7 separate regions of the Homo sapiens genome follow, and regions 2, 3, 4, 5, 6 and 7 are each linked to region 1. The links are chromatin loops, found by intact Hi-C in ENCODE. Cell type or tissue: A673. All regions are shown on one strand. Each heading gives the region's core, and the rest is flanking DNA. Links, peaks and the distances in the headings are about the cores only. Region 1 overlaps EPM2A (EPM2A glucan phosphatase, laforin). Region 2 overlaps EPM2A (EPM2A glucan phosphatase, laforin). Region 3 overlaps SHPRH (SNF2 histone linker PHD RING helicase). Region 4 has its middle 31 kb from the start of TRQ-TTG4-1. Region 5 has its middle 9.7 kb from the start of SF3B5. Region 6 has its middle 150 kb from the start of TRQ-TTG4-1. Region 7 overlaps UTRN (utrophin).

Region 1 (4,540 bases), core at 311-4,310:
CAGCATTAGATGAAACCTATAGAACACTGCTAGGTACTAATGGAATTAATGTTGATTCTGATCTTATTAAAAGAAGTCTGTTGTTTTTTAGCTTCTGTTCTTTAGCATATGTTAAAAGTCTCATACTATTTGAAATATTTGCATAGACTTTTAAACCGGAATGCCTGCTGAAATTTGTTTTTCAGAATTTATTTATATAATTACAGGAATTTTCACCTCTAATTTGTTAGCATTTGAAGTCTATTGATGGATTTTTATCATGTGGAACCATATATGCATTCATGGAATAAGTACAACTTGGTAGACTTATTTTAATATATTGCTTGATTTGGTTTGCAAATGTCCATTTCCTGGCGTTCTAGTTAATTGAAATACTTGCTTTCCCCAAAGCAGCAACACCAGTACTTTTTCTTTCAATAATAACATTGGTGTTCATATTCTAAAATATCTAGCTTTTCCTGTGCCAGACTTAAAGGTTAGTTATATTTTAATACTACATGTTTTATGCAGCTCCTTAAACCTCAAATCAGAACAACACTAGTGATAGTTGTCTCCATATGTTCTCATTAGAATTCTACCAAATATCTGGCTGGGTAGCTGCCCTCGTCAGGTGGAACATGTAACCATCAAACTGAAGCATGAATTGGGGATTACAGCTGTAATGAATTTCCAGACTGAATGGGATATTGTACAGAATTCCTCAGGCTGTAACCGCTACCCAGAGCCCATGACTCCAGACACTATGATTAAACTATATAGGGAAGAAGGCTTGGCCTACATCTGGATGCCAACACCAGATATGAGCACCGAAGGTAAGGATCAGAACTGTTCTGCCTCCTTGCTGTATTTCAGAGAAACCCTTGCTGTCTGTCTGTCTATCTATAATTTAATATCTTAAAAATGAATGGTAGAAATGGAATAAATATAAGATTTTAGATTTAATATATATAATACATATGTTTTGACACTGTGGCTAAGATTCTGTTTAATGTGGCTTCTTTGTTTATTCATTCAACACATATTTATTGTGTATGTACTGGGTATGCGGCATTATGCTAGTAGCTAGGAACACAGCAGTAAAGAAAGACAGGCACAACTTCTGCCCCCACGGAGCGCATTGTCCTATAGGGATGGCAAATGTTAATCAAATGACTAAAAATAGAAGTTTAAAACTATGATGAATTTTTTGTTAGAAAATATATAGATATTGCTATGAGATTATGTACAGGTAATCAGGCCAAGAAGTGGGGTCAAAGAGGGTTTTCTTGGAAAGTAGTGTTTGGGCTAAGATCTGAGGGTGGGCTGGAGGAAGAGTGAGTGGAGGGAGTGACCCAGGCAGAAGCAGCAGCTTAGAAGAATCCTTGTGGCAGGAGAGAGCACAGAGTGTTGCAAAAACTGAAAGACCAATGTGGCTTGGATCAGAGAACGAGGAAAGATGATCCTGCAGGATTTGAGCGACAAAAAGGACTTTAGACGCTATCCTATAGCAGGAAGAAGCAGTTGTACAGTAAGACGAGTTCGACACTAATTACAGCACAGAGGGGAATGGGTAAGAGAGGAGTGAGGACCGTGCTGGAGGAGGGTTATGCATGGGAAGAGCACATTCTGGGGAGCGACAAAGGGAGGCTGCGTGAATGCCATGGCACTTGAGGTGGGCATGGCTTTGATAGGTAGATGTGGAGGGAGAAAGGGCATGCTAGGGGGAAGCAGCAGCACAGGCTATGGCACAGAAGCATGGAATTTTAGAGGAATGATAGGGATTTTAGCCTGGTTGTAGAATAGGGTACTTGTCGAAGAGGAGTAGAGATAACTACAGTCGGCAGAGGAGAGAACCAAGTTACACCGATAGTATCAAGCAGCTGTCAGCAGGGGGCAGCAGAGAGCTTCAGAAATGGGAGAGGCTAAGGAGTTTGATGACCTCCTCTGCTGGGGAAAGGACAGTGATATCCAGCTCAGAGACGTTTCTATCTTTAGCCCTCTTCCCCCAAATGTATATTATGTACAAAACACTCTCCTAAGCAATTTACAAGAATTAGCTTATTTAATTCTCATAATAAGACTCCAGGCAGATATTGTAGCTGTCTCTATTTTGCAGACGAAGAGGCTGAGGCATGAAAAAGTTATTGCCCATGTCATAGAACTAAAAAGAGGCCCATTCTGAATTTCAAGGCTGGCAGTCGGACCCAGAACATTGCTCCAGACAGCAACTTTACCAGCTATGAAGCTTCTCCCTGCATTCTTACACAGACGCTTCAGGCAGGTTCTTCAGACCCATGCAATTTCAACCCCTTATGTTCATGATCATCTGGAGTTAGGCAGAGCCTACAAATTGCAAGGGAAGTAGCTTGTCTCCCCAAGAGTGAATGGTCTGCAAGATAAAAAACCATGAGGACCACAGGAAATCTACGTTTCTGGACCTTGCCCACCTCAGCCCTTTATGGATCTCAGGTGGTCCTCCTGGCCAGGCTGGGCCCCTTTGTTGATCTGTGTCTGAGCTGAATTGCCATTGGGGATGGGGTATAATGTTTGTTCCTGAAGGTGGAGAGAGCTGCTGACAGTCTGGTTATTCCTCTTGGTAACCTGACCTAAGGAAGCATGATTTAGCTGTAAGAGCTCTGCCCTTCTTCAAGGAAGAAAAAAAGAAAAACTTCATTTGCGAAGATGCACATTGGTTGAATCCAGGTGATATTTACCTTGTCCAGCTGGTTTTCCTGGTTTCAAAACAGAGAAGATAGTTAGGATTTGAAGGACTGTAGCTTCCAGAGAGCATTTTGATGTTAGCATCTCTGAATCTGATTTGACAGCATTGTTATCCTGTTGGAGAATGATGTGAGACGAGGCTGGGAGAAGTTAGGCTGCCAACTGTGCCACGCATCCCCCGCCATCCCATCCCAACCCACACACTGATTACCTGAAGGCTCTGCTGACAGATAGTAATTTGCTTGATAGTTTGGGACTCTGCAGAAGCCTGAGGGAAAACTGTATCCCCAAGGACCCATTGTAGTTGTGTTCACGAACCTTTTTTGCGGTCAGTGGGTTACCAGGTCACAGTCGTAACTGTTAGTGCAGTAGCATAGCTTCTTTCAGGCTGAGACAGTGCAGTGGCATTTGAGCTGCAAAATGCAAGCTTCCACGTGATAAAGGCCCAGCTGTAAGACCGACTAATGGATTTCTTTGGCTTGGCCTAACCTGGGGGTGTAATCTAAGGGTTAATAACCACTTCTGAGTGGCAGGGGAACTTTTTACCAATAGACCAATGTCTGTGGCTCACAGTATTAGCCCAATGAACACATAGATTAATCAGCTGAATATTTTTAGAACTCTAGAGAAAAACCCAGTTGGAAGTGTTTTGAGCTGCAGCATAATGCTCTCAGTTGAAGTCTGAGAAAGAAGACAGTTTGTTAGGCTTGACTGTCACCGCTAGTTGTCACAGACCTGTTATAATCAATCGTGTGATCGATCCTTACTCTTGCATGCTTTTGTCATATGTGGAATGGTGGTGTAGATTTCTTTTTTTAAAAAATCTTTTATAAACATTTTGGTTTGTGTCTTTCACCTAGGGAATGAAAATCTGCCAAATCTAACACTCACCTGAACAAAACAAAATGAAACAAATCTGCTCGTTAAAATTTTCTTTGCATAGAAGGTATTCAGGTTGTGTTTTGACCTCTGTCACTGCAGCACTATTTATAACAAATGTCTACCCTTGCCTCCCAAATGAGTTCACAGGCTTCATGAAGTCCTCAGCTACCCCTCTGTTGTCAAAGTCTGACTTCCTTTCCCTTGCTCAACACACTGATTTCGGCTCTCCCATTGCACGGAAATGCTGACCTTGGAGCCAAGACAACTGGGCTAAAGCCTTGTCACCACTGGGTAGCTGGGAGGATATCGGCAGGCTAGTTCCTGCATTAAGAAAATGAGGATAGTAATTTCCACCTTACAGGACTATAACAGTAGAATAAGATAATTGATATGAAAGGGCTTTGAAAATCACAAAGTTGGAATTGTAGGATTAGTTCCAAGTCTTTAAGTTTCTACCAAAGGATGTTATAGATAATGTAGATCCTATCTATATTACACTTCAAAGATGGAAAAAAATATGCCCCCCACATAATATATTCATCATATATCTGCTCCTGGAGTAAGAAAGGAAAGTGTGTGTGTGTGTGTGTGTGTGTGTGTGTGAGAGAGAGAGAGAGAGAGAGAGAAAGGCTGAAAGCTGCAGATTTCTTTCAGGATCAACCTTGGATAAAGCATATCTTTAGGGCCTTTTGACCCCTCTCTTTTATCTCAGGCCCTAATACCTCAGGCTACTTGACTTACCTGCCCAAATGCTCTACCTCTCCCTCTCCTCACAACCTTGGCTGGCTCAATAGTGCTTTCAGGAAGCTTTTGGTTGGTCCAGAGTCAGATTAGCCTGGAGCTGGTGTGAACCACAGGTTAGGCTAGAAGTGCTTAGTAGTGTCTCAGATCAAATAGGCTTTTATTGCTGTTTTTCTAGTCTTGTGTTTATTCATGGACTTAATGAGTGTGTATGGAG
Region 2 (4,540 bases), core at 376-4,375, 71 kb before region 1:
AAATACCTTAGATTGGGTAATTTATAAACAAAAGAAATTTATTTCTCACAGTTCTGGAGGCTGGGAAGTCAAAGATTAAGGCACCAGTATTAATAGATTTGGCTTTCTCTTTGTTTCCAAAATAATACCTTCTTGCTGCAGCCTCACATGGCAGAGGGGAAAAGGGATGAACTCATTCCCTCAAGCCCTTTTATAAAGACACTAATCCCACTAATGAGGGTGGAGCCCTCATGACTTAATCATTTTCCAAAAGTCCCTACCTCAATATCATTGGATTGGGGATTAAGTTTAAACATAAATTTTGGAGCAACACAAACACTTAAACTATAGCAAGTGGCCTCTTCAAATAATTTATATTTATTATATAATTCTTAAACATAGCAAGCAATTATACAATATAAAATTATTGAATGTATTTGAACAAAACCATCTTATTAATACACAACACTAACACATGCGTATACACATTCCTTTGGATTGGGAGTACAGCGGCATATTATTTTAATCTCTATGTGTTGTCTGCCATGGTCTTTTAGTGCATTGTAGGTATAGTTGCTCTGTTTTTCTCCAGTGGCTACCTAGGCCATCAGTGTTGATTGGATTTAGTATAAAGGCTTTCGTTAGAGCTTCTTGTCTGAGACTTAACCTTCCAGCATTAGCAGAGGGAAAGAAAAACATGCACCCTTCCAGCTGGAGCAAATGTTATTGAGCTATAAAAATAGCATGCAGTTTAGTGAAGTTACATATTTCGGTTATATATGTGGTTAGTGCACTTTCTGGCTTTGTTGTCCTCACTCAACTGTTTGCAGGTTTACATATATATAAATTAGGTAACCTAATGTGTTGATTCTAGGTATAATTTTTGTACATCAGGCTCTGACACACCACCTACCTGGCTATAGTTTTGTGTATATGCCCAATAAGCAACCCTACAGTGTAATTCCTGTTAAGATGTGGGATCCTTCATGGGATACAGGCAGCTCTTATGGATTTACACTGATAAAGTACTATGTCCAGAACTGGGACTTTGAGTCTTAATTTATACTCACAAACATTCTAAATACCTTTTCTCTACTTGTCTAATATGTAGTCATTTGCATCTTGAATATCTGAAACCTAAACATTCCAAGTCTTCCAGCCTTCTATGCAAACCCCTTCTTTTCATATTTAAATAAATTGCTTGAATTCCCATCACATATACAGAGAGATCTGATCTCTTTCTTCCATGTTACCCAGCACCATCTTTCCTTGGTATATCTTGGAAATGTTGGAGCATGGCAGGCGATTACTGTTTACCAGTATCCATGTCCTCTCCCCAGGGGAAGATTGTTCTTCTTTGCTCTGTTGAAGAAGTATATCTTTGTTATGTGGCTTGCTTTGGCCAGTAAAATATGAGAGGAAGTGCTGTGTGTCATTTCCTGTTGCGTTGCCTCATTCTCCTTTCTCTTTGCCAAGAAATTGTTGCTATTTCAAATAGGGATTGCCTTGATGGTCAGCATGAAGATGATGACAATGTGAACAAGAGCCCCTAGCCAATCTATAATGAACTCTAACATGGGAGATAATCAAACCCCTGCACTTTTTCTTTGTTTGTTTGTTTTGAGACAGGGTCTCAGTCTGTCGCCCAGGCTGGAGTGCAGTGGCGTAATCTTGCCTCACTGCAGCCTAGACCTCTCTGGCTCAGGTGACCTTCCCACCTCAGCCTCCCAAGTAGCTGAGACTACAGGTGTGTGCGCCACCATGCCCAGCTAACTTGTGTGTGTGTATGTGTGTGCATGTGTATATCTATCTATCTCTATATATATCTATATATCTGTATCTGTATCTATATCTATATATCTATATTTTGTTGTTTGTTTGTTTGTTTTTGGTAGAGACAGGGTTTCACCATGTTGCCCAGGCTGGTCTTGAACTCCTGGGCTCAAGCCATCCACCCACCTTGACCTCCCAAAGTGCTGGGATTACAGGCGTGAGCCACTGTGCCCAGCCCAAACCTTTGCTCTTTTATACCACTGATACTTTGGGGTTGTTATTACAGCAAGCCCTAGGACCAAAAACAATGCCTGTCATGTAGCAGATGTTCATTAAATGCTTGATAAATATATGAACTTGAGCAAGGCACTTTCCAGAAATTTCAAACTGGAATACACTCCATCTTCCTTCTTCAATGTGATTATGTGCCTGGAAATTTGTAACATGAGATAAAGATGCAACGCTGTCTTAAAGCATAAGTTTTTCTAAAAGACATTTGAGGAAAAAAGCATTATTTAGAAATTAAAACAGACACATCTATCTTATGGAATAGTACACAAATCTCAAAGGAATTTTAAAGGAAAACTAGAAGTCTTCTAAGAATATTAATACCATTTGGGTACTGCCTCAGGTTATTTTTCCAAGAACCCTTGGACGTGATAATCTTTGAGTCTCAGTTTTATCCTCTATGAAGTACAATATTTGGACAAAGATGGAGGTGTCAAAGGCTTTTTAGGAGGGGTTATATGGTGTGAACAGCAGTGAACTGAGAGCCAGCAGCCTTGGGCTTCAGTCCTTGCTTTGCTGTATAAGTATAGGACTGTCAGGTCATTTAATCTTGAAATTTAGACTCAGGAAAAGATGTACTAACACTTCCGCTATCTGTCCCACTGGATTTTTTGAGAAACAATACATTTTAGAATACTTTGAAAATTATTAAACTCTATTATTCCAAATGAAAAGCGATAGGAAATTCTTAAAATCTTTTCAAATTTGAATACTTTATTTATATTCTGTTTCCACTGGGTGGCAGTATTTCACTTGCACTCTACTGTAATTTTTATAGTTTGTATATAATCTTATAGAAAAAAATTTGATAACTATTTTAAATAAGTACCTCATTGTTTCCCAACCTTATCTTTCTCCTTTCTCATCCCATGCACTCCCTTTCTCTCAAAGAATTCAGATAAACCACTACCATTCATTTAAAAAATCTTTAATGAAGTAAATGTGACTGCAGTCTCTTTAAGCTTAGCAATTTATTAAGAACTTCTGCTTCATTTGGGAATATGTATTAGATAGCTTAATTTTGCTCAGATATAAGCAGATTACTTTGATGTAGGTAATTAAAAGTAGTTAAAAATAACCTACAAAAATCTTGCTATTGGTTCTTTATGACAATTTTAAAATAATGTTTTTAAAATTAAGCTGATGGATGTCCTTTTTAACTGATAATACCAGTGATGCCTATTTTATCCTATCATCAGAAGATCATCACACAGTTGTTATGTGAAATCCTTGATGTTTATGACATGTTCGAGAAACACTTTATCATGGTTTCATATCAGTTAACTTTGTGTCAGAATTTCCTAGAAAATTAGTCCCACAAGATGAGTTAAATAAGAAAAGTATACTTGTAAAGCTTGGTGAATAATTCCTTGCTGACTTTTGTTGATATTAAGGTTTTGAGGTAAGTAATGGCATAAATGTGTTAGAGTAGTTGTATCCTACAGCATGAAGATCAGAGTCATTCAGCAGCGTAATGGATTGCTAGTTTTCACTTGTAAAGAGACTATCAGTGCAATTTTTAAACTGACATAATCACTGTATTCTGTATAAGAGAGTAATTGCCTTGAAAAATTAGGCTGTTTAAAGTTGTTTATAAAACTTGATGTAGATAGAATAAATATTTTTAAATGGCTAAAATGCTATGTAACATTTTAATTGTTTTGTGCCAAATCTTTGCTGTTTTCAGGAAGAAAAAAAGGAAGTTTTTTTTTAAAGAATATCTAAGGTCACATGTGGTGGCTCACACCTGTAATCCCAGCACTTTGGGAGGTCGAGGCGGGCAGATCACAAGGTCAGGAGATCGAGACCACCCTGGCTAACACGGCAAAACCCCGTCTCTCCTGAAAATACAGAAAATTAGCTGGGCGTGGTGGCGGACGCCTGTAGTTCCAGCTACTTGGGAGGCTGAGGCAGGAGAGTGGTGTGAACCCAGGAGGCAGAGCTTGCAGTGAGTGAGATGGTGCCACTGCACTCTAGCATGGGCAACAGAGCGAGACTCCGTCTCGAAAAAAAAAAAAAAAAGAAACATGTTTATCAAATTTGCTGATAAGAGAAAGTTGGGAGAGATAGCTGGTATTTTGTTTAAGATGAGCACTATTCAAAATATTTTGTCCCACAGATAGGAATAAACCAATAAGAAGAGATTAATAAAAGTTAACTCTTACATTTGCATTAAGTTATTTTATAAAAATAGAGAACAAGAGAAATTGCATTGATCACAAGTCAAAGAGAAAAGAGTTTGTAGTTTCAGTTTTAGGGTAAAGCTAGCATGGTTGGGCAGGGGTTGGGCAGAAATTGTAAACTATGTGAGTTACTGAAAAATCTTGTACCTTGGAAACACATAAGCCCAAGTGGAGTTACTGTTATTATGGTCTTGTCTTGATACATATAGGTCTGAACAAGGTTATTGTTAAAATAATTTGAGTTTGTTTTAGTAGTATACCTCTTTTGCATTAGTGTACAGTTTTGCAAAGACTAGGAGGACTGGAAGAGGTGTAAG
Region 3 (4,540 bases), core at 287-4,286, 250 kb before region 1:
ATGGACTGAACTCCAGGGCACCAAAGTTCAGCTGTTCTAGGAGAGGAGAAGGAAGCAGCAAAGGTAACAAATAAAGATCAAACAGTGAGTTAGGAAGAAAACCAGAAGACAGGAGTGTCCTAGGAACCAAGTGAAAAATGTACCTCAAAGAAGAGGTTATGGTCACCTGTTTCAAGTGCTATGAAAAATGTCAAGGAAGATAAGGATTGAGAATTGATCATTAGATTTAGCAACATGGAGATCAAAACCAGGTTAAGTGGTAGAGGTGACAGCCTGACTTTAGTTTTGGAGAAAATGGGATTTTGTGTATTTCTTATTTAACAAATATTTGTATAACAAAGAGAGGTTAGGTAACTTGCCCATAGTCAGGCAGCTAGTAGAAGCAGTGGCAGATTTCAGGCACAGCCATTCTGCCTTCACAGTACAAGCTTTAACCACAGTGCACTGCTGCTTCTGTGTGGCTGGTAAGGCCAGTATTTTGAGGAGTTTTGCTGCAGAGAAAAGGAAGAGAATGAGATCAAGAGAGGTTTTTGTTTTCCTTTCAAATGGGAGAATTAGTAAGAAAATGATTCATTAGAGACAACAAAAACTAGTGAAGGAGAACAGGGAGAATGCTTGACAATGTCCTTGAGTAGGCAAGAGGATATGGGATCAAACACTGAAGTGGAGGAAGGGGTTGGTAGTAGGCAGAAGCATGGATATGTCATCCAGTAATAAGCAGGAAAGTACCTCATATGCCTTCCCTTTTATTACAGCAGAAGTGTCCCTTTTCTTTCAAAAGCCATCCATTCATTTGTCCTGGACTCCATTCTTTCTCATTTTTCAAGGACAGGTGTACATTTCCCTTGTACAGGTTGAGCATCCCTTAACTGAAATGCTTCAAGTGTTTTGCCTGTAGGATTTTTTCAGATTTTAGAATATTTGCATATACATAGTGAGATATCTTAGGAATGAAACCCCAGTCTAAACATGAAATTTATTTATGTTTCATATACAAATTCTACTCATAGCCTGAAGGTGATTTTATATAATATTTTAAATAATTTTGTGCACAAAACAACGTTTTTAATGTGTTTTGACTGTGACTCATCACGTGAAGTCAGGTGTTGAATCCTCCACTTGTCACGTTGGCACTCAAAAAGTTTTGGATTTTGGGTTTTTGGTTAGGGATACTCAACCTGTCATATATTACCCCATAAATATGTCTTAATATTATCCATCTTTAGAAAGAAAAAAACACTCTGATACATCCTACCTCCATCTCTACTTTTTTATCCCCCATTCTCTGTCAACCTGTCTGGTTGATTTTCTCCCCACCATATCACTGAAGTGAGACTTATAACATTTCTAGTGACCTACTTCTTGCCAGTGGTCTGAGGGTTCTTTGTCTACACCCCTTCGATGAATTTTTCCAGTCTTAGGGCTTTAGGTAGCTTTTACAGGTTGATGACTCTCAGGTGTATATCCCCCAGCCCAGACATGCCCATATAGCTCCTGTCCCAGGTGCATATATCCAGTTCTAGCTCTGCACACATATCTCTGGACTCACCTTGGATACCTGTCTAATAGGTATCTGATAGGTTTCACATGGACAAAACAAAACTGTGTTGCTTCTGCACTCTCACTCCCACCCTGAGCTTTCCCCATCTTATAATGTGGCACTGTCATCTGTTCCTGCCCAGATCAGAAATCTCGGACTCTTCTATATTTTTCTTTTCACATCTCACATGCCAGTCATCTTTTAAGTTTTGTCAGCTCTACCTCCAAAAGATATTCCAAATCTACTTGACTGCTATCTCCACTGACACAACCATAGTGCATCCACCCTTACTTACCCAGATGACTACAGGACTTCTTAACTGGCTTCTCTGGTGCTCTTCTTGCTGAGCAAGAAGTACATCCTCCACACGGTTGCCAAAGGGATTTCTAAAGTACAGTCAGGTATACATCAAATCATGCATACAAACCCACCAAGGGCTTCCCATTATAACCACGATAAAATTCAAATGCTTGGTCACATCCTGGAAGGCCCTGTGTGACCTGGCCCCTGCACATCTCTCCACCCTTATTTTCACCTCTCTCCCTCGCTTACAGGATGCTTCTGCCATGCCAGCCTTCTTTTGGCCTCTTGAACATGTTAGGCTTGTTCCAGGCATATTCCCTTCCCGGGGACTGTGTATGTATGTGCTGTTTCTTCTGTTTGGATATTCTTCCTACTCCTCCTTTGCCTACTGGCCTCATTCCCATCACTCTTTTTTCAGTTTGCATGTCAGCCTGTTCTCCCAGCATTATATTTACCTGAAACCGTCTTACTCTTTTATGTGTTTATTGTCTGTCTCTCATTAGAATGTCAGCTCATGGAGATTAAATAGTTCATTTTATTCGCTGCTGAACCCCTCCCAGCACCTGCCACAAGTGGGCACCAACTGACTGATGAATATAGCATATAAAATGTGAAGTCGGTTTGTACTGATTTGTTTTACTATGTTTTTAAGCTTAAAATTCTTCTGTACCTTTTAGACCTACTATTGTACACAGATTCTTAATTAAAGCAACAATAGAAGAAAGAATGCAGGCAATGCTGAAAACTGCTGAGAGAAGGTAGGTAATAATTTACCACAAGTAGAAGGGGGAAGGTTTTCCTGTTAAAAGTTTGTATCTTTAGAACTTCTTCACTTAGATGACAACGAAAAATATAGCACAAATACGTTTTTAAAAGCAAAGTCTGACGTTTTGCCTTTTCACTGTTTCCCAGTCAGTGCTCCAGACTTTGTATATTTGAATTAATTTATTAATTGTAACATGTAAATATAAACTATACTACATTCCTTTGCCACATTGGATCACTTTCTGAGGCTGGGAGTTCGAAACCAGCCTGGCCAACATGGTGAAACCCCATCTCTACTAAAAACACAAAAATTAGCCAGGCATGGTGACACGCACCATAGTCTTAGCTAGTCGGGAGGCTGAAGCAGGAGAATCGCTTGAACCCCGGAGGTGGAGGTTGCAGTGAGCCAAGATCGTGCCACTGCACTCCAGCCTGGGCAACAGAACGAGTCTGTGTCTCAAAAAAAAAAAAAAAAAAAACAAACTTGTTAAGGTTAATTGTGGTGTCAATCCAAAGACAAAACAAAAGCAGAGAGACTAAACCAGTCTTAATTTTAAAAGCTTGACTCTGGAATCATAGAACTTTCTAATATTTATGGTATAATTTATTTAAATCTTTTTGAAAACATAAATCTTTCTACATCTTTAGGAGGTAGGTAGGATTGGATGGTACCCAAGGAAGAGATTATTGCCTTAGAAGGGATTGTCACATAGCAAAGAAGCAATTTGAAACTAGAAATTTTCTTCCATTGATGGTTTCTGGGAAGGAAAGAGGCTTCCACAAGGGCCTTTTTACCTAAAACATGAAGGCTTTTTAAAGTTCTTGTTTTCCTTGTGTATCAGACTTCAGTGATTTTTATTTAGGTTGTTTTAATAAAATAGCAGTTATGAGTTGTTTGAAATTCTCTTGAAACAAATTAACTTCAGGTGGTAAGAAGGTAATTTGTAAGGTGAGAGCCTTAGTAGCAGTAGTCAAGAGTTTTATTCTTTGTTCTATTAATTGCACAGAGAAAAAACACTTTGACAAACACTAAAAGTAATATATAGAAATCTTCACTTTGACAAGGTATAACAAAGATTTTATCACTTGCTTTCCTCTGGGAGTTTCTTATATCCCAATTACAAAAACTTAAGAAAAAATATGTGTCTAGTTCGTATTACTACAAATATAATCGCTGATGGCTTGGGGTTTCTTTCTGACTGTGCTCATTTGGGAAACCTTGCAGTCACACGAACTCATCAGCAAAGCATTCAGAGGCCTCTGTCTTGACTGTGGCTGACCTGGCAGACCTATTTACCAAAGAAACTGAAGAGCTTGAATGAACTACACTTGATTCATTCCATGGACTTTAGTGTATTAATAAACTTTCATAGCTGTAGAGCAAAGTTACAAGTTTTAAAAACCCAGTAGATAACAGTAACACTGTTCCTAGTTGAATGAATTTGTTTATTGTTCTGGTTATACAGTGGCTTAGTACTTATTGAGTCCTTTTCAATATACTGTTTCCAAAAGATCTATAAAGATTCTTAATTTTACACTCCTAATAAAACATTTATTTTTTGTCCCAAATAGTATCTATATCTGATGATGCAAGGGAATTAAGAGAGGTAATGTGTACTTTTCTTATGATAAGATCACTCATAAAACAGTTGGAATAAGAAAGTAAACTAGTCTAGTTTTATATGACCTGGTATATTGAACAAACATAGATCTCAGTTTTGGAAGGGCCTTCAGTATCTTTAGCACATGATTCACCAATATCTTGTTAGTAATATTTTAAGTAGATGGTGAATTATATTAACCCATTTTTTGAGTAGGCTTATACCATAACTTTACACCTAGTAATTTTGCAGTAATACAACTCCTTACAATAAGTTAATGTTAGACAGTTATTTGTTTCTTCTGCATCTTGCTACTGAAAACAAAAACAAT
Region 4 (4,540 bases), core at 145-4,144, 420 kb after region 1:
TACTTTTCTTATGATTTCTTCTTTGACCTAAAAATTATTTAAATATCTGGTGAGTTTCACATTTTCATTCATATAAAGCAGTAAAATAAATTAGCGATTTCTAAATTAATTGCATTATGATCAGGACGTTTTGTCCAATTACACTAGTTCTTTTAAATTTATTGACACTTGCTTTTTACCTGAATATATGGTCAATTTCATCCTCAAATTGTACCTTTCAGAAATACTGACCTAGTTGCCATCCCCTGAAAGTGCCAAGCTCTCCCACATGGAATTCTTATTCTTTTGCTTGAAATCATAGACTCTTTTTTGAATGCATTCCTTCTCCTGGTTTACTCCTTATCAGCTTCTCTGACTCCTAATTGAATTAAATACACTTTCTTTATGTTCCCTTATACCTTGTGCTTACCTACTTTTATAACATCCATTTTTCATATCAAGTTTTCTTGTGTGTTGTATGTCCTACCACTTGCATCAGGATTACTTAAAATACTTCTGAAAAATACAGGTTTATGGCTTTACTTTTAGACCTATTGAATCAGAAGTAATTTAATTGTTTCAAGTAATCAGGCTCTATTAGAGCCCTGGAATCTACAAATTTATCAAATATTGCCAGTGATTTCTATAAACATTCAAGTTGAGGAACCACTAAGGTATGCTGTAATCATTTGTTTATTTCTATCTTCCTAATGTTGTTTGCTGACCTATTGTTTATGACTATAACCCCAGGAGCTAACAAAGACTCAATAAATGTAGACAAATAAAAGAAACAAGTGTGGTATAAATTATAAGTAATAAACCAGACAGTTGTGGCATCATTTAAGGAAAGGCTAATTGTTCAATCTAATATCAAGTCTGGGAAATTCTATCAGCTTTTAGTGCCCTGAATACAGTATTAACAGTTGTAGAGGGTTTTAACTGGTCAAATTCATTTAAATTTAAATTAATTTATTCACGACTTCATAGAGTCTCAGAATTGTAAGAGAACATTGAACATAAACAAGTCAATCCCTGAAATTATACAGATGTGTAATATGAGAATGAAAAGTAAAGTTGCTATCCCAAGATGTTTAGCAGGAAGATCACAAAACTGCGACCAGATTCTTCACAATTTGTTCATAAAAAAAAAAAAAAAAGGAAACTAATGTAGAATACTTTGGGAGAAACGGAAGCTGAAGTGAGGAACGGCAAGGAAATTTTACCTGGTTTGTCTTGGTTTGTTGAGATGTTAGATAGACCAAACTGTAGAACACAGATGAGAGAAAGAATCAAGCCAAAATCAGGCTGATTCACTAAGGGATACAAACAAACATTAATACAGAGAATCAAAGATAAAGAACACGTAAGAAAAAAATTTTCTAGTTTTTTAGGTTTTTCTGACATTTGCCTTCATGTCTAAACAATCAAATATGAATTATAATCAGATTAGCATTGCCTCCTACATTGGGACAATAAATTAATAACTAGCCAAAGAAAATACAATTGAAGCCCATGTTTTTCTTTGGTTCAGATTAATTTAAGTTACATATGGGCCCAGATTAATTTTACATGGCTCCAGGTAAACCAGTATACTGACTCAGTGAAGAAATTTTACCTCGTTAGGTATTTTTAATGTGTTTTTTTTTTTTTTTTTACTAATCTAGTTTCTATTTCTCTCTCGTCTCAAATATTCCACCAGGTGGCAGTAAATGCACCACCTATTTCTTAAAAAATGGCAACAACCTGCTGAATTATATCAAATTTATCACTAAGTATTTTGTAGGGTTAAATTTTCACTGGTAAAAGAAAAAATTTGGAGAAAAAAAAATGTGGGTTGGATATTTTGTGTGTTAAATTAAGGGTATAGTCATAAGACTAATTATGAAGAAAAAAATCAAAAGAAGAACTGAAATAGAGAATACAAAACACTGACCTTTGTAAAAAATCTATAAATTGAGCCAATAAAAGTGAAAAGGCCAAGTCAGCCACATGTTGAATATGTTTTAGTAAAGTTTTGCCCTTCTTTACTTAGTATTAGGTTGTCTTTGAATTAGTTTCAAAGATTTCACTTGTGGATATTTTCGCTTTTCCGTAGTCCAACGAGAACACTTCAAATAGATAACAAAAACCATTAAAATTAATGCGCATCTTCAATCTACTTGAACTGACTGAAACCAGTTGACAAAATTAAACTTCAATTCTACCCTGTATTACAGCAGCACATACAAATTTATTTCACTAAACTTATTCTGGGTCAATAGCTTCTAAAGCTGTCAAAATGTGCCTGTACAATCACACATTGCATCATTGGAATAATAGGATTCAGAGCAAAAGAGGGGATCGTTCAGTTCTTTAGTTTACATTGGTTAAAACACCCTGGGATGTTAGGCTTTGGGCCTATCACTTTAAGGTAATTGAAAAACTGAAGAGCATCTAAAGAATGGCAACCACACTCCATCTCTACTGGACATTTTCGGTGATGTCAGAATATAGCAGAAAGACCAGCAAGGAGAAATTATACTGAGAGGCCCACGTTAGTTCAATACAAAGCAGATGTTCTTTCACTGTCAGTTCTTACATTAAGAATTGAGATAGCAAGTCACTCCTCCTACTATAAACAACAGAAACTTGACATAAAACATAACTGAAAAAGAAAGTAAATATAAATAGGCCTGTAAGAAGAAAGAAAAATCTCCGTGGGACACAAATGAAAAAGAAAAGAATGCAACCTCAGGTGAAGTTGAGATAAGCTGGAGAATAGAAGTGTTAGACCCAGAAATTGGCCCTGACAGCCAATGGCTTTAACATTGAGGTGGTCATGAAATTTAAGATCTTGGGCTCCAAAGAGCCAGGGAGTTTGAACAGGATTCCTTGCATAAAGCAGACCCTTGGAAAAGCTACACCCTCAGTTAAAATGTGGCTAGAGAGAACTCTGCCCATCAATTCAGAGAGAAGTTTGTCTCTGCTCTGGTGGAAGAAAACTCCTCCAGAGCCCCAGCTACCCAGACTTCCCAATGAAAGACTGACTTTTCTCTCAGCTGATATTTCCCAGCAATGGTATTTACTGCCATTTGTACCATGCAACAGGTGAGTTGGTAAGCTTGTAACCATTTGTACCGTAGAAAGAAATCAAGTGAACAATAACTTGAGCAGTCTTAAAACTCTAATTAGAATCTGGCAAAGAGAGTCTTTAGATGGGATCCTTGAAACACATTCATAACTACACTTTCTAGTTTTTGTCACATCACACATCCCATAATATACAGAAGTTTTTCAAATTGTGTTAAACCTGTAACACTGCCAGAGTCAAAGCCTAACTTCTAAAGTAAAGGAAACAAAGCCAGGAGTCAATGGTCTGGAACATTTTTACTGTATCCTATTTTAAGCTGCACATGTTACCCTTTGTAAAAGGAGGAACCTGGCTTTCAGGCCTACCTTGCTTTTAACTAAAGGCACTTTGAAGTTATGGTAAGTAACTTATTATCTTCTGCTTCATCTAATTAATTATGCCATAGTTGTAAAAACACTAACAACAACAGCTCTCAGGTATTGAGTGAGAGCTTAGTATGTACCAAATGTACCAACAGCACTTTACATAGTTTTTTTTTTTTTTTTTTTTTGAGACTGAGTCTCATTCTGTCGCCCAGGCTGCAGTACAGGGGTGCGATCTCGGCTCACTGCAACCTCCACCTCCTGGGTTCAAGCAATTTTCCTGCCTCAGCCTCCTGAGTAGCTGGGACTACAAGCGCATGCCACCACACCCAGCCAATTTTTGTATTTTTTAGTAGAGATGGGGTTTCACCATGTTGGTAAGGCTAGTCTCAAACGCCTGACTTTGTGATCTGCCAGCCTTGGCATTAAAAATTGTATCCTCAGCCAGGCACAGGGGCTCACGCCTGTAATCCCAGCACTTTGGGAGGCCGAGACAGGTGGATCACCTGAGATCAGAAGTTTGAGACCAGCCTGCCCAACATGGTGGAACCCCATCTCTACTAAAATTCAAATCTCTACTAAATCTCTACAAAAATTAGCTGGGCATGGTGGCGCGCACCTATAGTCCCAGCTACTCGGGAGGCTGAGGCAGGAGAATTGCTTGAACCCAGGAGGTGGAGGTTGCAGTGAGCCAAGATCGCGCCATTGCAATCCAACCTGGGCAACAAGAGTGAAACTCCATCTCAAAAAAAAAAAAAAATTGTATCCTCAGAAAAACACTGTGAGGAAAGTATTATCAAAATGATCATTATGTATATGAAGAAGTTAAAGTTTAGAAAAGTTGAAAAAGTTTATCTAAGGCCACAATATTAAATGGCAGCCTTGAGAAAGAGGAAGCAGTCTCGTAAGAGACTTTTCACTATCCAACATTGGAATGGAATGTTCCACAAACTAGTAGTGGTCACCCACTCCTTGACATACTCAAGCGGTAGCTGGATGACCATATTTCGAAGTTAACTTGAAAAGGATTCTTGTAGAAGATTGAGCTAAATAATCTAATTCTAGAAGTTTCATCATTTTTAAAGAAGTTGCACATTCTTTATAGAACATTTGCTATGGGCGAACTGAT
Region 5 (4,540 bases), core at 156-4,155, 1.5 Mb after region 1:
TCTATTTTTCTCTTTTTATGTCAAAGGTAATGCATGATTCAAACCAAATCCCCCTTAATCACCCATCTCATTCCCCCAAGGCAAATGGTTAATATTTCCTTCAATACTTTTCCTATGATGATACAAATGTGTGTGTGTGTGCACGTGTGTGTGGTGTGTGTTTGAAAGACAGGATCATATAACTTCTATAACTTCCTTTTCCCATTTAATATAAAATGGATGTCTTTTTATGCCTATTTATATCTACTAGGTATGGGCCTCTTAAAAGCTACATATTATGATTATACCATAATTGATGTAATTATTCCTTTTTGTTAACACTCAATTTGTTTCCAGTCCTTTGCTATCACTCAAAAGGCCATCATGAACATTTCTTCCTTCATTTATTCCATCAACATTAATTTAGTACTTAATCACTGAACTTCATGCTGCGGACAGAGCCATGAACCAAACACAAAAGTCCTTGTCTTCACGGAGCTTATATTCTATGTAAGGAGACAGACAATAAGCATGATAAATAAAACATTATTTATGTATTTACATGTAGTTAAACATGTATGCTAGCAATAAGTGGTAAGGGGAAAATAAAGGAAATAGGGGTAGGAAACATTGGTAATGGAGGGACAGGTTTACAATTTTAGATAATTTGGCCAGAAAAGGACTCATTTAAAAAGTGACATTGTGAGCAAAGGCCTAAAAGAACCAAGGTCCTTTGCCACATGGACATCTGGAGACAGTGCATTTCAGGCAGAGGAAATAAAAAGGAAAAATGCCTCTGAGATAGAAACATGCCTGGCCAGTGTGTTTGGAGCAATGGCGAGGCAAGAGATGGTTGAAGTGACAGGGCAGTCTTGTACATGCATCTTTACACAGATTGTGATTGTGGCTGTATTTAGCTCACTCTCTTCTTCCCTCCCAAAGCCCCCGTTCTGCACATGAGGGTTTCATAGTGCTCCCCTGGCTTCAAACTTTTTTTTGCTTCCCAATAGACTAAAAATTCAAACAAGACTGTAAATTACCTGGCCACTGCTTCCATGTCCAACTTCATCTAATGTAACTATTTCTCTGTCACTAGGCTCCAACCGTCTAGTGGTTCCTAGAGTCCTTCAAACTTCTCCCCACTTCAGTGCCTTTGTTCTATGCCTGGAATGCTCTTCCAGAGTTCTTGGCATAGCTGGCTTGTTGTCATTCCTCAGGACACATGCAAGTGTTACCTCTCTAGAGTGGCCTCCCCTCAATCACCTTCTCCTCAGTGCCCCCCTCCTTCTTCCCCATTATTCTTTATCATAGCACCCTGTTTATTCCTTTTACTGAAGTTACAAAAAATCTTCAGTTAAATCTTTTTTTTAGACCTCAAACCTCTTCTCACCATATATTTAAAGATGACTTCCCTCTCTTAGGTAAACTGTGAAAATGACAAATTGTGACTCTTAACTATTTCCTGTGGTTTAAATGCTTGTGTCTCCCCAAAATTCATTTGTTGACATTTCAACTCCAAGATGGTGGTTTTAGAAGGTGCGGCCTTTGGGAGGTTAGCTCATGAAAGGAGAGCTGTCATGAATGGGATTAGTGCCTTCATAAAAGAGGCCCAAGAGAGCTCCCATGCTCCTTCAGGCACATGAGGACACAGAGAAGGGACGTCTGTCTATTAACCAGGAAGCAGACCCTCACCAGACACCAAATCTTCTGGAACTTAATCTTGGACTTCCCAGCCTCTAGAACTCTGATGAATAAATTTCTGTTAAGTTACCCAATTTATGGCATTTGTGATAGCAGCCTGAACTAAGACACTTGTTCTCATAAAAATACTATTATAAGAGTAAATTTCATATTACTGTAACAAATGGAACATGCATACAGTGCTTCAATGTTTCTTTGTAAAATTTCTCCATTGAGAAATTGTTTAAAAATTGCACTGGCCTGTGATTTAATGTTATCACTAAGGAACAGAAAGGAACCAGCCTATTAAATCTTATGAGTTGTAGAATGGAGGCCCATGGCAATCATATCTGTCCCAAGAGAAGTTATATGAAAAGTACATAAAATTTAACCCTTGTAGTATATCCCCAATTAGGGGCAAAACCCTTAAAAAATGGAGAGTTCTAGATCTGCCCAGATATATGAAACCCACAATGGTTGGAAAAAGAAAAGTAGAAGATAAAGACATTTTCAATCACAGAAAAATAAGATTATAACTAGCAAATTTATTTTAAAAATTCTCTAAATTCCATATCACCTAAATTCCACATCACCACTTATTGTGTAATGCCCCCAAAGTATAAGGGAATGGTTGCTTCCTTTTCTCCTAAATTATCAAAGTCTTAGTTGCCTTTAAAAATACAGCACACCAAAGTATTATTTTTAGCATCTCATTCACAAGGCACCGTTCCTGCTTACTGTGATTGAGAAGCTCAAGGGTGCCTCATTATAAAAATGTTCTCAACCATTGTTCCATTTGTTGGCCTTAAATACTGTTTTGGCGACCCCTAGTGTGAAACATTATTTCAACATCTGGACATATTGAAAGTCCTCCTAATACTTGCTTACAGACAGAAATGATATCTAAAATAATTTTTCACCAAGGGAAATGTGACTTCAGTTAATTTCTACTTAAAGTTCATGTCTTTCTTAGATCATAATAAAATTTGAATATAATTTCTGGTGATCCAAGACATTTGAAAATCACCGAAAAGCACTATGGTTAGAAATTCATGATTGCGTTAAGTGTGTGCACAACAGTAGTTTCATTGTCTTTAATAATGCTCTAATTCCACTACTAGGAATTCACCCTACGAATATACTTGTACATGTGCAATATAACATATGTACAGTATTAGTCATTGCAGCAAGGTTATTCATTGCAGCAGTGGAAACAACATAAAGGGTAATCAATAAAAGGGTGGTTACTGGGAGTATGATACACTCATACAAGGGAATATTATGTGGCAATAATACAAGGAAAAAAAGAATGAGAAAACTCTTTTATGTATTAATATGCGATGATCTCTATGATGTATCAAAGAACATAGAACAGAATTAAACAACCAACACAAAAAACCAAGGTAGAGAATTATGGTGAGTATTTTGCTACCATATGAATTTTAAACGGGGGTAAAATACTATACATATTTGTGTTTGCTTATACATCCATGAATGTAATCTCCCAAAGGATACACAAGAAACTAATACAGTGTGGTTACTCATTAAAGATGGGGGTGAGAAATGGTATAAGTTAGATACTGCGTTCCTTGTTATAGTTCTCTATGTGTGGATTATGCCTTTGCTAGTCAAAATGTTAAATGGCTTCTTAAAAAATTTAAAGCCTGCAGCACAAGGCCAAGAAAGACAAGGAAGACTTTGCTTCAAAAACAGATCCAACAGAATATAATTTTCTGTCTTAAAACATATGTAATTTTTCTTTATACATTTTAAATTCTATACACTTTTCTAATGGAATCTTTTATTGCATATTTTTCCTTACTCAAATGCTGAACTGTAAGACAGCATTTGTAAAATTTTATTTTTAAGATTTCTGTTTACTTTTTTTCCTTCCCCAAAGTCACCTAGTAAAGACAACATTTGATAGTTACATAAAGTAACCTAACAGGTGGGATTGACTTGAGGTAATATCTTCGGTTAGGAAATTCTCACAGCTCTCCTGGCATGTCTTGCCAATAAGATTGCTGGTTCCAGACCAAAATTCTTTATTGTCAACAAGTGTAAGAAATTGTAATATTCCTTATTAGGTCATAATTTAAAATTCATGTGTAATATAAGTATACATGGCAGATACCCAGGAATAAACTTAACAGAATATGGTAAAGATATGAATGGAGAAAATTATACCAGCTTTATTTTACATTAAGAAAAGTAGACTTAGGCAGGTTGCGGTGGCTGACGCCTGTAATCCCTGCACTTTGGGAGGCCGAGGTGGCCTTGAGGCCAGGAGTTCAAGACCGGCCTGGCCAATATGGTGACCCCTGTCTCTACTAAAAACACAAAAAAATTAGCCAGGCATGGGGGCACATGCCTGTAATCCCAGCCACTCGGGAGGCTGAGGCATGAGAAATTGCTTGAATCTGGGAGGTGGAGGTTGCAGCGAGCCGAGATCATATCACTACACTCCAGCCTGAGCAACAGAGCAAGACTCTGTCAAAGGAAAGGAAAGGAAAGGAAAGGAAAGGAAAGGAAAGGAAAGGAAAGGAAAGGAAAGGAAAGGAAAGGGAAAGGAAAGGAAAGGAAAGGAAAGGAAAGGAAAGGAAGAAGACAAAGAAAGAAAGAAGTAAATAAATGAAAAAATATACCATGTGCATCAATGAGAAAATTCAACATAGTTAAGATGACAACTCTCTCCAAGTTAAAAATTAAATATAATTACAATTAAAAATTGCAGCACGGTTTTCATACTATTTGAAAGCTGACTTCATTAAATGTGAGGCTTTGTAGTGCCTTTAAGGATCATCTGGGGGAATGTAGAAACTACTATTCAGGCATTTATTTAGGTTTTAAAAGCTGATGCTCCCTCTGCTAAACTTATAAA
Region 6 (4,540 bases), core at 325-4,324, 610 kb after region 1:
TTAAATCACTGCTAGCTAGATTATAAATGCGATGTAGCAATAGCACAGTATCTGCCACATATTGATAGTTTATAAATAGTTGAAGAATGAATTGAATAAACATCTGTTTAAGAAGGAAGAATCTCCCATCCTGGATAACACGGTGAAACCCCGTCTCTACTAAAAATACAGCAAAATTAGCCAGGCGTGGTGCCGGGCACCGTAGTCCCAGCTACTCGGGAGGCTGAGGCAGAAGAATGGCGTGAAGCCTGGATGCGGAGCCTACAGTGAGCCGAGATCGCGCCACTGCACTCCAGCCTGGGCGACAGAGCGAGACTCCGTCTCAAAAAAATAAATAAATAAATAAATAATAATTAAAGAAAAAAAAAGAAGGAAGAATCTCATATTTTATCTCTGCAGAATAAAACTTCCAACAATAAAATTATTCTGCTATTGAGAACTGACATAGAATCGACTTGCAAAACTGTCCTCTGGCTCACAAAACAGGTAAAGTATCCTAAATCATTAAATGGAAGCAAATTATCTGAGATCACAATTTTCATTCCATTCAGACATACGTTCCAAGATAAAACCACAGATAAACCGATCTAACTTTTCCCAGATTCATAAGCCTTCTGATTGTTCAAAAACCCCCGAGTTTACAAATTCTGACCAGTATCTCAGAAGACCTGCCTGTGATTAGCTCCAGCCTACAAGTAATACTGTCGCCTAACTCCCTCTTTTCTGAAATACCCTACGGTAGCCTTGGTATGTGTTAATTACACTAATGAATTTAACTTTGATACGCCTGTGTTCCTGGTGTTGCTTGGCTAGTAGTCACAGTATTAATTACCTTAACAAAAGATAATGAACATAATTTCCAGGCAATTTTTTATTAAATGCTATGCTCATTGTTAATGTCTGATTTCACAGAATATTTAAGGAACCGACATGTCTTCAGGATGTATATTGGACATTTCAAATCCTTTCTGCTAAAAGGTAGTAGAAATATAGATAGATAATCAGTGTGAGAACTGAAGAAGTTTTTTTCCAACACAAATTATGTGTTATCTAAATTATCCCTGGTAAAAGAGAGAAGAAATTGGCTGAGACATGGTATCTGTTGAAAAAAATGTCATGAGAGGCAGCAGGTACAAGAAAGAAATATTTTTGAATCACTGTCAACAAAATAGAAAATCACTAGTGAACAAAATAGAAAAATTTTCCATACTGAAAAATATAAGTCAGATACATTTATCTTACAGAAAGTTATTGCATTCCCCTGCTTTTTGTCTTTTCTACAAGCCTTAAAGGCTAATAACTAGGCAGAAATTGACACCAGCTTTGGATTCAGAATATATTATTATACATTTTAATTTTGCTTCTTATATGACTTGGGGCACCCATCTGAGTTTTAATAATCTCTTTTGTAAAGTAGAGATATTATATTACATTTAACATTATATGTTTAGCCATATGGCTGCCTTTTATGTAATTAGAAAACACTGTACATTTTATTTTACATGTAGACACTATATTATTATATAGTCATCTGCATGCATCATGTACTGCTGATGTTCATAGTTCTGTACTACGTATGATTCTATACACAAAATCATGTTTATTATACCTTATGAGCAATTCTAATAATTTTTCATAGATAGTTCTGAAATGTCTGGAAATGAATTGTAAAATAGTTTTTTATTCCACTGTAAAAACTATAACACAGATGAGTGGTTATGAACATTAAAAGAAAGTGGTAAAAATGTCGACACATGATAAGTTCTCCTTTTTGTGGGCCAAATCTGAGTTTTTATTCCCTAAGCCTAAGACAAGCATATTTTAATGATATAAACAGCAGAAGGGTAACATCTTATAGCAAAGACAATGACTGTATTAACGATAGTCACCTAACTACACTGAAGGCCACCAGAAGATGGCAGTCTCATTTCTTCAAGGAATAGAATGACTCTAAGACAAATGAATACAAAGATGACAGATAGCACGGGAGACAAAATTGTCAGGTCAGTAATGGATACTGCCTGTCAGCATAATTCTTTCTCCAGGTAAAGCCAACAAACTTGCTTTACAGGAAGTGCCAGAAACTAAAAAGCATGACCATCAATGTTATAGATTTTGCCAAAACATCATATATATGGAGAGTGAAAAAGAGTTCACAATTCATCTGAAACTTTTTCACCAATGGTTTTTTCTCATCCATCTTGGCACATTCCTCCTCCATGCTATGTCAGAGTACGTGAATCCTGAGCTAAAACGGAGGGCACTCCTTTGTAGTTTCTTCTAGATACATTTATTTAAAGAGAAAACACATTTACTGTGGTCAAGAGGTGACACTGAGACCAATTATCTAGTCATTCCCATGTCCTTTAAAAAAGATATTCCAACCTAAAATACATTTAAATCCAAAAATATATATTGTCTGGCCTCTTTCCCAACCCTGAGAACTTAGGCATTAAGGAACTGGACATAAGCAACACACTGGACCGTCAGGCTGCGTGCCTCCTAAAACCCCCTCCTATTGATCTTTGTGACTTTCAGATGTACCACAAAAGAGATACGCTGGGCACAAAAATTCAAACATTCTAAATTGAAGTTCTATAATGGTTACCCTGCTGTTTTATTTCCCGTCTTTTTGATAAGCTGCGTCTCTCCAACCTATGCATATAGAACAGAAACAATTTAGTTTGCCTTTCAAGAATCCCTCCCCTCAACAAAAAAGAACACTGACGATATTCACATTTTCCAAATGTAGATTCACGTAATGCCATTTTTTTCAATTCAGTTTTGAAAGCTTGAAGAGTGGTGAAAGCTCACATTAATAAGCATAACCATTTAATTTCCAAAATTAATAAGTGCAGCTCAACATATTGAGTGCATTACACTGGAATATTTGATGCCTTTGGAATTGCTGTGAAACAAAGAGAGATTATGATGACCAAATGGTGCTAAACTAATGATGTTTTCATAGTAGGATAGAAAGAGAGAGACATAAATATTGTAGCATGCTTACACAATATTGTTTCAATTTGTTGATGACAAAACACATTTCATCTCAATTAGCAAGTAAACTTTGTTATGCAGTGCTAGTCAGATTGCTAATAATTAAAAACCCAATGTGTCTTCAGTCATTATAACAGCACAATGATGAAAGGTTGTGAAAAGTATTTGAATTCTGTTTGCCATCCTTATTTGGGGAAAGAAAAAATTCCCTATCTTCCTAATGAATTAGTTAATAGTCCCTATGATTATTCTGGGTCTTCTGGAAAAGTTAAGATATCATTTCTCAGCGTTTTCCAATGATGATACCTCAATATAGAAATTGCGTCCAGAGAATCCCAGGATAGTTCAAATAACCACCCACCCCCCAGGAACTAATTTCCTGGCACTTACTCCACATACCTGTGTCCCCAATATCTTTGATAATACTCACTTTTTAAAGTTAGTAATTAACAGTTTACTCTGATATGTATGCTTTCTCCTACTTGGGGTTATACTCCTTCTGGGTAACTGGCCTACATGGCCAGTTTTATTTTTGTTTGTTTGTTTGTTTTGACTTGGGCCACATAATTGCTTTAGCATTTTGTGTTGATTACTTTAGCTACCCATTTTCTCCTTCCTTTACCTGCACCTTAGGCTCTAGACATAATTTTCTGCATTCAAATTATCACCAGCATCCATTTTTTAAACCCAAACCAGCTTAGGGTCCAAAGATGTCAGTTTCCAATATATTTTATGTTTATGCCAATTGCTAATCAGCTTCAATATTTACTAAGGACCTCTTTCACCCTAAAATTTTAAAATAGTGAGCTCATGCCCTGTAGCAATATTTGCCGTTTCAAAGTCCATGTGGTCCTGTGGTGCTGTGGTGCTTCCGTTCTTGCCTGGACTTTAATTCACCAGTATCAGTGGCAACAGAGACAGTGAACTGGACCTGCACATGGTACCCACAATGCCAGATGCTGTGCACATAAAGCTAAAAAAAAGGTGCTTTTTGTCCCCTGGGAACTTTCTTTTTGAGATTAATTTGATCTCAAGTAGGATTACAATATGATTATTCCTGTCTGAAAAATGCAGACTGAAATTTCTGGCACAAATATGCCTTAAATTTATTTTGTTTTATGCTGATCCAGAGCCTCATCTACTTACCAAAAAATTGAAGCGTTCAGCAAATGTTAAGGATTTTTTTTTAATCAGAGTTAGCCATTCTATTTAGCCATTATATTTAATTTTCTTTTACATTATAGGCACTGCCTTAACCATTTTATCCCAAATACAGACGGTTTGCCAATAAGTGATTCTTCTTGACAAGAATGGTCAGACACTAGATTTTCTATCCTTATGCTTATATTTAATACAAATGAGTGAATAACTCATTCAGATCATAAAATTTGAAATTGTAATAATCATCACAGTTCAATTCCCATGGAATTTTCATTTAAAGAATCCAAAGTATTTTCCTGTGTTTTGCTTTATTTTCTCTAGTCTCCTAAAATGTAATAAGAAAAAAAATGCATTTTATTTTGATTTTCATTTTTCTGAC
Region 7 (4,540 bases), core at 352-4,351, 1.0 Mb after region 1:
CCCGTCTCACTTTTGTCTGTAATCTTGACCTGACTAGGAAGTGCAGAAACAAACGCAGAGTAGAGAAAGTAGTCTGTGTGGGTATCCATACAGCTCCCAGGAAACACACCTACAGCATCCATAGAGAGGGTTAGATGGAGGCAAACCCATCTACATACGCCATTTTTCTCCATTAAACCTCAACCTTCACACAGTTTCTGTACTAATCTAACCAAGACTTTCTCATGAAGCCAAGAAGAGACAACTCATATGATCAAGTGGGAATTCTAACTTGCAGACTAGAGGGTCATGACTCTGAGCTCCATGGTTCAAACAATCTATGTATGAGTTGGTTATTGAGAGAAACTGAGGGAATCCAAGAGTTGACCTTAAAATACACACATCTCAACAATCAGATCATGTTAAAGTAAATCTCCATTGCCCTGGATCACTTCAGGATTTAATTGTCCAAGGAGAGCAGGGTTCTCCTGTGAAAAAAAGGTGGGGAAATGTTTGAGAGTAAAAAATACAAAATTCAACCGGTCGAAAATACACCACTCCATTCAGTGTCTTCTAAAAAACCACATACTCAACCTTAACTACCTCTAAATACAGGGAGCTGTACATGTAGATGAAAAATAATATGTGACCTTACTTCATCAGTGAACATAAAAACCTGCTGAGAGATTAATGTGCCTTCATGTTCATTATCTATTTACTCATTAGCACTACAAGCAACTACATAGTTCTGTGTTGTCCACGTCCACACATGAAAACACACACACACAGCCACAAAGCAAGCCTTTTGTAGACATCACTGGTCAATCGTGACTTCCCAGGTGGAATCTTCTGGTCTCTTCTATTTTTCACAGAATATTCAGAAGTAGTTGCTTTAATACCACAGAAGACACAGTATTCCGGGGAAGACTTTGAGATCAGCACCACACTGAAAGCTCAAGCCCCCTAGAAGGCCAGGCTAAGAATAGCCATAGTTTCACTCTGTATGTAAATGACTAGTCACCAAAATCGTGTTGTGTATACCACATAGAGAAAAAGAATCAACTGTGGTACAAAAAGGCAACAGTAGAAAGTAAGAACAAAATTATACACTACTAATATTTAATACATGATTTCACCATGGCATATATGTATAATTTTTAAATGAATACACATCTATATACAGCTAGATGTTTAAAAGATTTTTGCTGAAGAAATATGATCAGAATAGTTTGGGGGGTGACTAAAACCACTTAAACTAAAATGATTTACATATACATTCAAGCAAATAGAAGTTATATCACTTAAATCAACATTTTCTAAAATGCTTGAGTCACGAAGGAGTCAATTTACAGCACTAAATATTTTTAAATTTTTCTCATTTTTCTATAATGTTCATATCCCAATCTACTTTACAGGAAACTGCTTTTTACCATGCCCTCAATTGCTAAATATTTTACAGAAATTGGCACTAAGAAAAAAATAAGGAGGACTTACAAAAATCTCTTCTGATTTAACATTAACACAAATAACCCAGTTCTAATCTAAAGACTTCATGATATAAAACACCCCAAAGTAATCACGTAACAATAAAAACAAATTAAATTCAATATTATTTTTCAAATCATTTACATCAGCTTTTTTTCTACTGTGCTCTACTAAAAGAAAAATTATTTTATAGGCATGAAAATTTTAAAGAAACTAAGCAAACAAAACCATATCTGAGAAAATTAGCATCCAGTGTAGGGTGATTTTAGGTCATCAGGGCAATTTCAATGCTGCTAATTATATCTCCAAGTAAGCAGCACTTACGTTTTTGCTTCCTGCTCAAATTTTATTGGATGTATAACCGAGAAGAAATATTTTTAAAGGCAAAAAATACACGTGAATGTGTAAATAGATTGTGGGAGGGGAGTATATTTTAACTCTGAGAGCTGTGACATGCCTTTTTTCATTCCTCCCTTCTCTTTGAAACATACAAGAAAACCCACAAAATGAGAATATTCTACACAAGTATCTACTCGTGTAACACACACACTATCTTCTGACAAACAAGAGAAGTATGAAAATAAGCAGAAAAGACGAGCTGCCACAGAGGGAAAAGTCTAACAAAAGACTAAACAAATAATACATAAAAAGAATGATCCTCAAGAGGAATTTAAAAGAAGATAAAAATATTCAGACACTGAATTTCAAAATGCCAATATGAATTTTAAATAGTCAAATTTCCCTCAGATTATGCCACATTTTATTCTCATTCATTTTGGTCTCTACATGTATTTACAATAGACTGTTTCTGTATTTTTATGGAGATACACAAACTTAAAGCATTTTTTTCTAAGAAACTAAATTTAGAGAATGTGGGAGGAATAAGGAGAAAGTCAAGACAGCATTTACAATTTAATGGGAAGGGAATTTACAGTGTCTTAAAGCAAATAAATGTCAAACCCATTTAAACTTTTAGGTATGACACATGGACTATTGATAATTAAAATACAATTAAGTATTTTTGGTTGGTATAGCTACCTCTATCAATATTTGAGATGGCAACTGTTAATATTTAAGTCTACAACTAAATTTTCATTTCATTACATTAATATAGCTCAATAACTTAGATCAGTTTTCAAAATATAACCACACAAATAAAATTTATCTGTTACTAGTTTATTTATTTCATAGTAATTGTGCCGCTTCCTAATCTGGATTTCCAGTTCTTTAGGCAAAATCTCCTATGTCACTGCCTTATACTGACACCTGCTGCAATGTACTGGAATTGTACATTTCTCATTGCGTTAATCAGGCAGTTGTTAATTTTGCATATGGGAAAGAATACGTGGAAGATAGTATTTCAACAGCAAATAATGTAAATTTTAATTCTCTAAATGAAATAAGTAACATTTATTCTAAACATTTAAATTTTCATGGTATCTTTAGGAAATTATAAATCAAGAAGTCTTCCCAAAAAGCACTTCTGATGGTAATTTATCCAATGACTTCAGTGACTTAACTTGTGCCTATTTGCGGTAGAATTAGCAAACTAATTAGCAACTTTCTCCAATACTTGACTTCTGCTGTTTCATCTTTTGCACTAACTTAATACCTTCGACTTTAGAAAAATATTTGGTTTTGTGAAAGTACACACACAAACGGATCAGGAAAATGACCCTGCTCTTAAAAAAAAGAAAGCTTTATACATTCATACTGGTAGTTAAAAAAATTAAATAGCATGAATTAGTGAATGAGCTTTTCTTATCTATTATCAAAATTGCCTTTTCATGAAAAACATAAATGTTTTACCAGAATAAACTTATCCACTGAAGTAGAGCAAAACACAACACATTGAAATAACTAGGTTTACAAATCTTTGTAACTGAATTAATTAAGCTCCATTAAGTTTTAATTAACTTCTTATGCAAATAAAACTCTTGTAAGTATTTCTGAAAAGAATACCCCACTACCTGAATCTGTCTCCCAAAACTTCCGGAAAAAAAAAAAGTTTCCAGACAGCAATATATCTAATTGGCCAAATTGTAAGAAATTACAGTGTGATATAATAAAGTTAATGGAATACTGCTTCCCACCTCAATCTGCTGCCATATAAGCATCATCTAGATGCCTGGACATGCCATACTGTATATCATCAGAAAAATAATATTTTCTTAGAGGCAGTTGTTTTGATCACAAATGAGTTTGGGCAGCTAACAGAGCAACAAGATACATTCTTGAGAACGGTACTAAAAATATGATAGGAAGGAGGAATATAGTACTGCGGTAGTGTAAAAATTGCTATTATAACTCTCTCCTTTTATATCAAAACACTCTAATTTTGACAAAAGTAATGACATAGTATCAACATAGTTTGAATAAAACAAAACTATGATCAAACATATAACAGCTGACTTAAAAAAATACAGCAGCTGATTGAATGGTTTATGTTCGGGATGACGTAGTATTAGAAATTTGCAACTGTCAAACAAGTTGTCTCCAGTAAGTCTACTTAATTCATCCATCCAAGTGAAATTAAATTCTTCAAGTGTAACTATAATATATGGAGATTTAAGAATATAGGGGATGTTTTATGATGAAATTCAGTCTGATCATTTTTTTAAAATGTCTTTTAATTGTTTTAATTGAAAAAGCAATTAGCTATAAAACAATGGAACATTTTTTAAAAATCTACTGAAAGATTATTTGGCACTCTTCTTTTAATTTTACTAAAATTTACATAAGATTAATGTGCCATTCACTATTAAGATACTGCAAAGTACCAGAGAGGTAACAGGTCTTAATGAATGTAGTAGTTTTGCATCATATTTTCTCCAAACATTTCACTAGCCCATCTCAGAAGACAAGATTGTGTCAATTGCAAAAGAAACTATGTACTAAAACTAAAACCTGTTTTAGATTTTTAAACAAAATGTAATTATGCAATTCACTTTAACAGCTTTCACAATCAGTTACTAAGAAAGGGAATCTTTCCTTGATAAGAACCTGAAAGATTAGTTTTTAGAGCCTGAGAAACAGTAGAACTGTCAGACACCCGAGATCCTTATTTTCAATCACT

What was found. Peaks named below come from ENCODE experiments on the same cell type or tissue, not always from the same donor. Only the 100,000 strongest peaks of a DNase experiment are listed, where the experiment ranks them.
Region 2: a loop joins it to region 1, with 2.2 times the contacts of the local background. A loop is called at or near these places in 4 of 110 quality-filtered maps.
Region 3: it touches region 1 in a loop (4-fold over the local background); 10 of 110 quality-filtered maps call a loop at or near these places.
Region 4: a loop joins it to region 1, with 5 times the contacts of the local background. A loop is called at or near these places in 24 of 110 quality-filtered maps.
Region 5: a loop joins it to region 1, with 4 times the contacts of the local background. A loop is called at or near these places in 8 of 110 quality-filtered maps.
Region 6: a loop joins it to region 1, with 4 times the contacts of the local background. A loop is called at or near these places in 5 of 110 quality-filtered maps.
Region 7: a loop joins it to region 1, with 11 times the contacts of the local background. A loop is called at or near these places in 54 of 110 quality-filtered maps.

The regions. Positions count from the first base shown.
Region 1 is chr6:145,631,517-145,636,056 of GRCh38, reverse strand. EPM2A (EPM2A glucan phosphatase, laforin) reads left to right here. Exons shown (of 4, transcript NM_005670.4): 3 at 571-812. Among named protein-coding and RNA genes, the nearest start is that of EPM2A-DT, 100 kb to the left of the region's middle. In A673, for the core only: a CTCF peak has its summit at 1,865 (motif pointing right); a DNase peak (open chromatin) is centred at 1,876; H3K27ac peaks cover 420 bases.
Region 2 is chr6:145,702,616-145,707,155 of GRCh38, reverse strand. The region is part of intron 1 of EPM2A (EPM2A glucan phosphatase, laforin); the gene reads left to right. Among named protein-coding and RNA genes, the nearest start is that of EPM2A-DT, 30 kb to the left of the region's middle. In A673, for the core only: a CTCF peak has its summit at 2,776 (motif pointing right); DNase peaks (open chromatin) are centred at 1,385 and 2,795.
Region 3 is chr6:145,886,081-145,890,620 of GRCh38, reverse strand. It overlaps SHPRH (SNF2 histone linker PHD RING helicase), which reads left to right. Exons shown (of 30, transcript NM_001042683.3): 29 at 2,521-2,601; 30 at 3,834-4,540. The coding sequence ends at 3,930. EPM2A-DT (EPM2A divergent transcript) reads right to left here. Exons shown (of 3, transcript NR_038246.1): 3 at 4,036-4,540. Among named protein-coding and RNA genes, the nearest start is that of FBXO30, 74 kb to the right of the region's middle. In A673, for the core only: a CTCF peak has its summit at 2,416 (motif pointing right); a DNase peak (open chromatin) is centred at 2,410.
Region 4 is chr6:145,211,825-145,216,364 of GRCh38, reverse strand. No RefSeq gene overlaps it. Among named protein-coding and RNA genes, the nearest start is that of TRQ-TTG4-1, 31 kb to the right of the region's middle. In A673, for the core only: CTCF peaks have their summits at 1,474 and 1,679 (motif pointing right); a DNase peak (open chromatin) is centred at 1,684; H3K4me3 peaks cover 322 bases; H3K27ac peaks cover 1,755 bases.
Region 5 is chr6:144,103,031-144,107,570 of GRCh38, reverse strand. No RefSeq gene overlaps it. Among named protein-coding and RNA genes, the nearest start is that of SF3B5, 9.7 kb to the right of the region's middle. In A673, for the core only: a CTCF peak has its summit at 2,475 (motif pointing left); a DNase peak (open chromatin) is centred at 2,460.
Region 6 is chr6:145,025,799-145,030,338 of GRCh38, reverse strand. No RefSeq gene overlaps it. Among named protein-coding and RNA genes, the nearest start is that of TRQ-TTG4-1, 150 kb to the left of the region's middle. In A673, for the core only: CTCF peaks have their summits at 1,697 and 1,899 (motif pointing right); DNase peaks (open chromatin) are centred at 1,938 and 2,638; H3K4me3 peaks cover 644 bases; H3K27ac peaks cover 2,568 bases.
Region 7 is chr6:144,583,608-144,588,147 of GRCh38, reverse strand. All of the region lies in intron 51 of UTRN (utrophin), which reads right to left. Among named protein-coding and RNA genes, the nearest start is that of SNORA98, 180 kb to the right of the region's middle. In A673, for the core only: a CTCF peak has its summit at 2,750; DNase peaks (open chromatin) are centred at 957 and 2,717; H3K4me3 peaks cover 3,682 bases; H3K27ac peaks cover 3,255 bases.